Regions from separate parts of the Homo sapiens genome. Here region 1 is linked to region 2. Evidence: chromatin contacts called from ENCODE Hi-C or POLR2A ChIA-PET data. All regions are on one chromosome and are shown on one strand. Each heading gives the region's core, a stretch centred on a gene start or an enhancer-like site at or near the end of the contact. The rest is flanking DNA. Distances are from core to core; before and after follow the strand shown.

Region 1 (3,810 bases), core at 1,046-3,545, 76 kb before region 2:
CTGCTTCTTTTAAAGGGCTGACTCTGATTCTCTCTGCTCAGACCCAACAGAAATCTTTATTCCCAGAGGATACCAAAAGTGAAACATGGGTGTTTTTTCACTGTCATTGTCTCTTCTTCTCCTCAGACTGAGTGCATCTCTTTATCAGCTGTGAACACACACAAGACCTTTTATCTAAACACATTAATCTTCTGCCTGAACTGAGGTTTTTTAATAGGAGAAATGATTTTAAAATGGATATTTCATGAATAGATCACTTTTTCTGGTCATTTGCCACCTATGAGAAATGAAGCTATTTATTGTTGTTTAAGTAGTCAAGTCCAGATTACCAGGACTCTTGACCCCTTTGAAATAATTCTATAACAATTGGCACATGCCTACAGCAGCCAGACTGATAGGGTAGTAAGTGGAGTCTACTGATTGGAGAATGTGGGATCTGTCTAAAGCGGTTGCTGTGCCCCACTCTAGACCCATGGTCAGAGCATCCAAATTTCAAGAGATGCTAAAAGTACAGATTTTTGTGTGAAAACTCTTGAATTTTTCAATTGCAGCTCAATTGTTGTAAAACACAATGTTCATACACAATGCAGGCTAAAGAAAAGTTAGATAGATGAGTTACCAATTTGTGTAATCTAGAAATAGTTTATCAGTTGGTCAAAGAACCAGCCTTACTGTACCAAACACTATACAGGAAAGATTTCTTTCAATCAGGGATCCTATGAAAATGTTCTACATCTCTTTTTACATTGTATAATCAAACTCAAATTTCTACTGCTAAAAGGGCAGGTTATGAGATTTCCTCTATATTATTATTAGGAAATTTGGTATCTCTCGCTCTTTTGACATTACAGACACAAGCAAAGGGATAAAGATAAGGAATCTATTGTCTTGGGCTTCTCCTCCCCTTTCCTATTATTGACAGTTTCTGAACCCCTTCACAACACCACAGGCTAAACTCAGTTCCTACTCAGAAAACAGAGCCCCCTTCCCTCAAACCCTTTCAGTAAGTGTTAGTAACTTCTATGATCCACAAAATAATTTAGAATTCGAGTACAAACTTGCACCATTTACACAAGGACATTATGACTGTCACTTCTTTTCCCATAAGCCACGGGTTCATACATATAAAATGTTCTTTTTAGTTATAGTTACACAAACTACTTAAAGCACTATTTGCCATTTTATTTCACTGAGTGTAATTTTCATAAGTTTACTTTTTTGCATAGAACAGCAACTCCTTGTTTGTGGTTTCTTCATTGGCTAAATACTGAAGAGGAACTCTCCAAAACTCAACATGAAACCTTATTAGTATTTGCTAACTTATTAACACATCATTTAATTTAGTCATCTATCTCATTAAGGCATAAAAATGGTTCCAAAGACTATCAGGATTTTGCTCATGTTAGATTAGTTACCTGTTGCTGTATAACAAACCACCTAAACATAGTGTCTTGAAACAACGATTTAGTATTTCTCACGATTCTGTGGCTTGGCTGTGCAGTGACCTCTAGTTTTGCCTCGACTTTCTTCTATGACTGCATTGAGAGAGAGGGGCTGCCAGAATGGTGGATTCACCATAGCCTTATTGACATGCTGGGAGTGGGTGCTGGCCATCAGTGGGGGTTCCCCAGTTCTCCTCCATATGGCCTCTCATCCTACAATAGGCTAGAACGACCTCCCTCAATGTTGGCCTCAGTGTGGACAATAAAGGCAGAAGCTGCACAACCACTTAAGGCTCAGGTCCCAGAATTCGCAAAACATCACTTCTGCCTTGTTCTGTTAGTCAAAGGAAGTCACAAGGCTAGCTCCAGTGGTGCACCTTCTCTTATACAGACACTCATAAGCTAGTTATCTGCTGGTCCAGGTTCAAAAGGGTGGACTGAAGAAACAGACCCCCACCTTCTGAATAGGAGGAGTATATACATCAGAATAACATGAATTTGCAGCAGCCACATTGTGCAATCCTCTCTACATGTGGACTCACTCGTAAAATTTTTGCAAACATTATTCTATTCATATAGAAAGTAAAGACTCTAAAAATCCTCTGTAAAACTTCTGAAGAAGCACTTAGCCAAGGATATCAGTTACCTCCTATATGCCACTATATGTCCTCTGAGTCTTACTTTTCTGTTGTTCTAGCTGCAGCTACTGCAGTGAACTTTGAATGACTCCAGCCTACCTCACACAGGCAGGGTTTCCCTAGGGTATGTGAAGTCGCAGGCAAATATTTTAACAGGGTCCCTGACTATACAAACAATATGAGTCACCTGAAATCAGCATGTCAGTGCCATTCTGGAGACATAATCTCACACCATCCCACAAAAGAAATACTGCTCTGACAATCCACCCCACAGCTTCCCTGTTCCCCGAGGCATCAGATAATGTATGTCACATCTCTCTGGCCCACCTCTGTTGTGGGCAGTTGCACACAAGCACAGACTCATGCTGATATCTCAATGTCTCTGCTTTTCAAGCTAGGAGCCTTCTCCAAAATCCCAGATGTCCATGTAAGCATGTGAATGCATATTTAAGCACTTCCCAGAAAGGGAAAAGACTTATAGCCCCTACAGGCAACTCTCAATAAGTGGGGGATGGGAGATAGTGGATTAATGCCCCAGCCTCCCATCCTATGAATGTACAATTCTGAGAAGAATTCTGTACTGGAATGAAGCCCCTATTGCTTACTGTAGGAACCTCAATAATGCACTTTTACATTGTATTTTTCTCTTTCACTCTTCCTCCCAACTCCCTTACTCCTGCTTCCTGGATCACCATTTTAATAAACTATCTGCACCTGCACCAAACCCTTATTCATGCCCTGCTTCCAGGCAAACCAAAACTAAGACACCATAAGACCTTTTTTTTTAAACAACATGTGTGCAACCCAGAAATGTAGGGGAAGGGAGATAAACCATGGAGTGAAATTTTGATGAATGGAAGACTGAGACATCAGATAGTCTTAAGTCCCACCTCCACCCCACAGACTATTCTGAAAAATAATTGTTTATATAATCTTTTCAAAGTCTTCTTGAAAATGAACAGTCAATTGAATTCAATACCAGGAAGTGGCCAGTTTCATAGCACACAATATTGGCTCTCCTTTCCTTATCTCATTCCCTTTTTTTCTCCTTCTTGCTTGCTGGAATTGAACTTCCTGCTAAAATAATAGCACATAAAGCTTTAACTCAGACTTTCCTTCTTGAAGAACCCAGGCTAAGACACCACACAGCACAGAATTCAATTTGATAAATAACCAGTGGGAAGACATGAGGCATAATGGTTATCAAGAGTTTAGACAGACTTCTGTTTCCCCAGCAAGTAAAGAGATTAGAAGTCACAACTCCATCATAACAAATAAAAAGCTGAACATACTGAAAAATAAACAACTCTTCTTAGATCCCTCAGAGAATTGAGGTCACAGGGCAAACCGCTGCCCCAAAAATTGGAAAGACAGACAATCGAGTATAGAGAATCGTGACTTACTAGAGCAGGAACCTCCATGACAAACTGTAATTGACAAATTACCAGAGGCTCAGGGCAGACAACTCTGAGCGTTAAAAATTCCAGGGGGAATCAGCCATAGGGGGCCCTCCACATTTTTGTGAGTTTTACCTCCAGGAGCTTGAGCAGGTTCTCACAGTAGGTATTAGAGGAAAATCCCTTGCTTCTGGCCGGGGGCGGGGAAAAGGAAACTTCTTAAAACATACCGGAGCATTCCGTTCTTAATGAGGCCTCTCTCAGGTGAAACTAGTTTACTAGAGCCTCACCGGCAAGAGTTTCAGCAGAGCCTAACTTATCTAGAGGAAGGGA
Region 2 (3,684 bases), core at 848-3,347:
CCAACCTACGTAACCTGACTGGCAGCTACAGGTAGTAGCTGTTTCTCTGATATTTCATCCTGAGAAGGAAAGGAGGGTCAGTGAGGCAAAAAAAATAACCAGGGCCATTGAGGAAAGGGCACACACTCACACCAAGACTGGGCACCACACTCAAGGAGAGTCACCAAGGCAGTGACACTCAAGCAGTCTGTCTACTCTGAGACTCTGGTCTAGGTCTCTTTCAAATCTGGCACTCCATGACAACTCTTGGAGTCCCACCACGCAGCTTACTGCATTCTCATTTAGTATATTACAAATTTCTTTAAATCTATGACTTCAGACCCCACACATTCCAAATTGGGTAATAATTCATACAGAGGTGAGGCTAAAATTCATCTTTTTTGTCTACGAGGGAAAAAATTTGCTAAGTAAGTTAATAATGCACAAAGTTACAGTAATGAGGAGGAGGCACAGGCTTCTGAGGGCAACAGAATCATCAAAAGTTTTTCCCCATACTAAGCCAATCCTGCTGCATCAAGGTAAACTGTCAGAAATTCTGAGAATCCTTGGGGGTTGAAGATAAAGCCTAGAAGGAGACAACGGTTTAGAGAAATAGGCAGAAATAATATATTAGCTAGAAAATACCTGGAAGTACCTGCAAAATTAGAAATGTGAAGACTTGTGTAAAGGTCAAAATCTGATTTGATAAGAAATAGACACTATTGTTAGACAAGTAACTCATCAGTTAAGTTTCCAACAGCCAATAACACCATAAAAAAAAAAAAATCAATTGGCTTGGGAAGAGAACAATCCAAACAGGATCTTCACACATCAACCTGGTAGACAATGATTTAACCTAGGTTGTTAAGTAGAAGATACAGATGTGGTTTAAGAGCTCTGGAAATTTCAACCAGGCAGTCTGGTGTATGAAATCTACCATATTTTACTGAGGTAGACAAAACATTCACTATGGAAAACAGAATCTAATCAGAAAGTTGAAAGAATAAGCATTTCTAATATCCTCCAACACAAATACTCAGTGGAGCAACTAAAGCCAATGCAAAACAGGTCAGTATTCTAGGGAGATTCCTGCGGGAGAGTCTCAAGGCGCAGGAACATGAAAAGGCTGACTTTAAATATATATAGCTGCTATGTGCTGAACTTCTGATGAGCAATTCTCAGAGCTGGAAAACTGTTTGCACTTTTTGGCTATCAAACATCAGTATTTTTGCTCCAAACTACAAATAGTGTATTCTCAAAACTAACAGCTCATTGGGTGGTTCATTGGTCTCTGCAATATACTGCCACATGTACAAGAACAACTTCAGGTCTCGATATTCACGTAGGAACATGAACGCTGGAAACAAGACTCTCACAAACGGCTTCTGTTTTTCTAAAGGATTCGTTTTACTTATATATTGCCCTTCTACACACATCTACTATGCTGCACCAAGAAAGCTAGGTAGAGGCTGGATTTCAGAAAAGACAGCCCTCAATGTCAAATATTTCATTTGTAGTTGGGCTGAATGCTGAATAAGCAGCATACCTCCCATTCTTCTGTGTGACAGAAAACAAAACTTCTTATGCTACTACATTCCTGAGAATTTCTTGACTAGATTTACATATTGAAGCAAGATCCTGAGAACAGTTACAGAATCAACTTGCTCAGGTTATTTTTACAATGGGCAGAAGCTCTTTAGACACTGTCCCATCTGCAGAGGAAGAAGTCTGGGTACCTCCTAACTCCAGAATTCTGGAAAAAAAAAAAAAGACACTAAAGACAGTAAAAACTGAACAGTCTCAAAGTCAACCTATCTTGATATACAGATGTCCAACATTTTCCACAGCAAAATTTCTTACTGAAAGACATCCATCAGGAAACTCAGCTATGGTGACTATAACTAGAGATGGCCTGTGTTTAGCAGTATATTCTTCAGGTTTTACCATGAAAAAAACTGCTTACAGACTTGTTATTTTTAATAAGTCTATGCATGACTCAGCATTTTGTTTCATATTGTCAAATAAACCTTGTATCCAAAAAGCTTGCTGCCAAGATAAACAATTACAAAGCACTCTCACAAATTACCACTACAGGTACCATGCAACAGGTGCCACACTTCCCACTACATCAATAAGAATAACCTGTGAGTCAAGAAATCAGGTCTAATGCCAACTGCTTCATTCCAGAGCACTAAAACCCAGAGATCAAAGATACCTTTCTTGCTTCCATTAATGCCTTTCATATATAATTTAAAGCAAAAATAGACTGTAAATAGAAAATAGAAAAAGTATTAATTTTATAATTACAGAAGCAGCAAAATGTGGAGAGAAGAAGCTAAAACAGAAAATGAAACAAGAATAGAAACGTCAACTTGTAATTGAACAATGCTTTTGAAATTGAGCTTCTTAAAAAGTACCAGGAACAATACAATTTTTCAAATGACACCTAAGGTCTTCAATATCTAATTCCCTCACAATCCAACCAGTAACAATAGCACCAATGTATTTATAAAACATGAAAGATTTGGCAACGTTTATAGATGCTTCTATATTGCTGAAATTTACGTGGATCCAACTAGATGACATCAGACAAAGGTAACAATAATTCTTTAAAAATGTACACAGTACATTTTTAAAGCATTGGGTACAGAATGAAATTGTAAATTTTGGCTAAAACTAAAGCAAATAGGTCCAAATCACAACACATGTATAGGAGAACCTGGTGCACCAGGATAAGCACGTTCAAAAGCCTGTAACCCTTATAGAATCTGCATAGGTCTGAATACTCTCTGAGAGGCCAAACCTAAATTTGGAGCATAAATACCAATACTTTCAAAATATAACCTAAATGCCCTTGGCTCCTTAGACCAGCTTTGAAAACAGGTGGTAAATTTGACAAATGGTATAGAAAGAATTCTTTTTGAGAAACACCGTATCCTAATACCTGTATTTCATTTAAGAAACTCAAAAAATTAATTGCTTCATTAGCTTTCCTATATATAGAGTTCATTTATACATCAGCAGCATGCCTGTTAAAAAAAATTCCAACTCCCCAAACCTTTAGCTGAGATGTCAAAGGCATGAAATTCTATTGTTAGACTCATTCCGCCAAGTTTAATATTGCTCTTTTTTGCTGTCTTCTCTTAAAACACCTTTATTTTTCTCTATTACAGACTGAATTAGTTTATCAAACATATTTTTCATGATAGGAGGGATATGGTAAAGGTAGGGTACAATGTAATTCTCATGGAGAGAAAGAAAAGCAAAGGTTCCAAAAAGCTGAGAATGTGACTTAACACCAAGATACATCCAGATATTGCCCACAGTCAGCTCCTATGCTATAGGGTGTCTGAGTCAGTGACACACTCCTAGAAACAAAAATTATTTCACTAGGCTCTAAGCCTGGGGCACCATCCTACTTGCTAATTTCTTTAACCATACACAGAGATATCTCAAAGAGGTCTTAGAGTCCATGAACATTTTTTATAACCACCTTTCCCTTCCAGAAGATACTTTCTATCTTTTTCTTACCTCAATAACCTGCTCAAGTGATTGTTTTTCCTTGTTATTGTTTTGAAACCGATAAAAGCAATGCATGCAAACTGAAAGCTCTCCAGTCCAAATAATTCATATTGATGTACTATAAATGGCAAAATCATTCTTCATCCCCTACCAATGCCGGACATATCTTGAGGAAACCCCTAT

Evidence for each region. A loop is a pair of places that touch in the nucleus more often than their neighbours do. ChIA-PET counts read pairs that join two places held with the same protein, here RNA polymerase II (POLR2A). Pooled maps may share reads with other maps.
Region 1: a loop to region 2 is called in a map with no recorded cell type, with 1.8 times the contacts of the local background. The contact joins two enhancer-like sites. A Hi-C loop is called at or near these places in 2 of 168 maps with a recorded cell type or tissue (Calu3 and GM11168), 10 of 37 single-sample maps with no recorded cell type and 1 of 50 pooled maps. POLR2A ChIA-PET finds 5 or more read pairs at or near these places in 4 of 52 experiments (BJ, GM12878, activated T-cell and 1 more).

Annotation. Positions count from the first base shown.
Region 1 is chr5:103,346,361-103,350,170 of GRCh38, reverse strand. No RefSeq gene overlaps it. Among named protein-coding and RNA genes, the nearest start is that of MACIR, 90 kb to the right of the region's middle. Within about 2 kb of position 2,295, at least 2 of the 41 ENCODE cell types and tissues checked have a DNase peak (open chromatin) inside an H3K27ac peak, as active enhancers do.
Region 2 is chr5:103,270,429-103,274,112 of GRCh38, reverse strand. The region is part of intron 2 of MACIR (macrophage immunometabolism regulator); the gene reads right to left. Among named protein-coding and RNA genes, the nearest start is that of MACIR, 14 kb to the right of the region's middle. Within about 2 kb of position 2,097, at least 2 of the 41 ENCODE cell types and tissues checked have a DNase peak (open chromatin) inside an H3K27ac peak, as active enhancers do.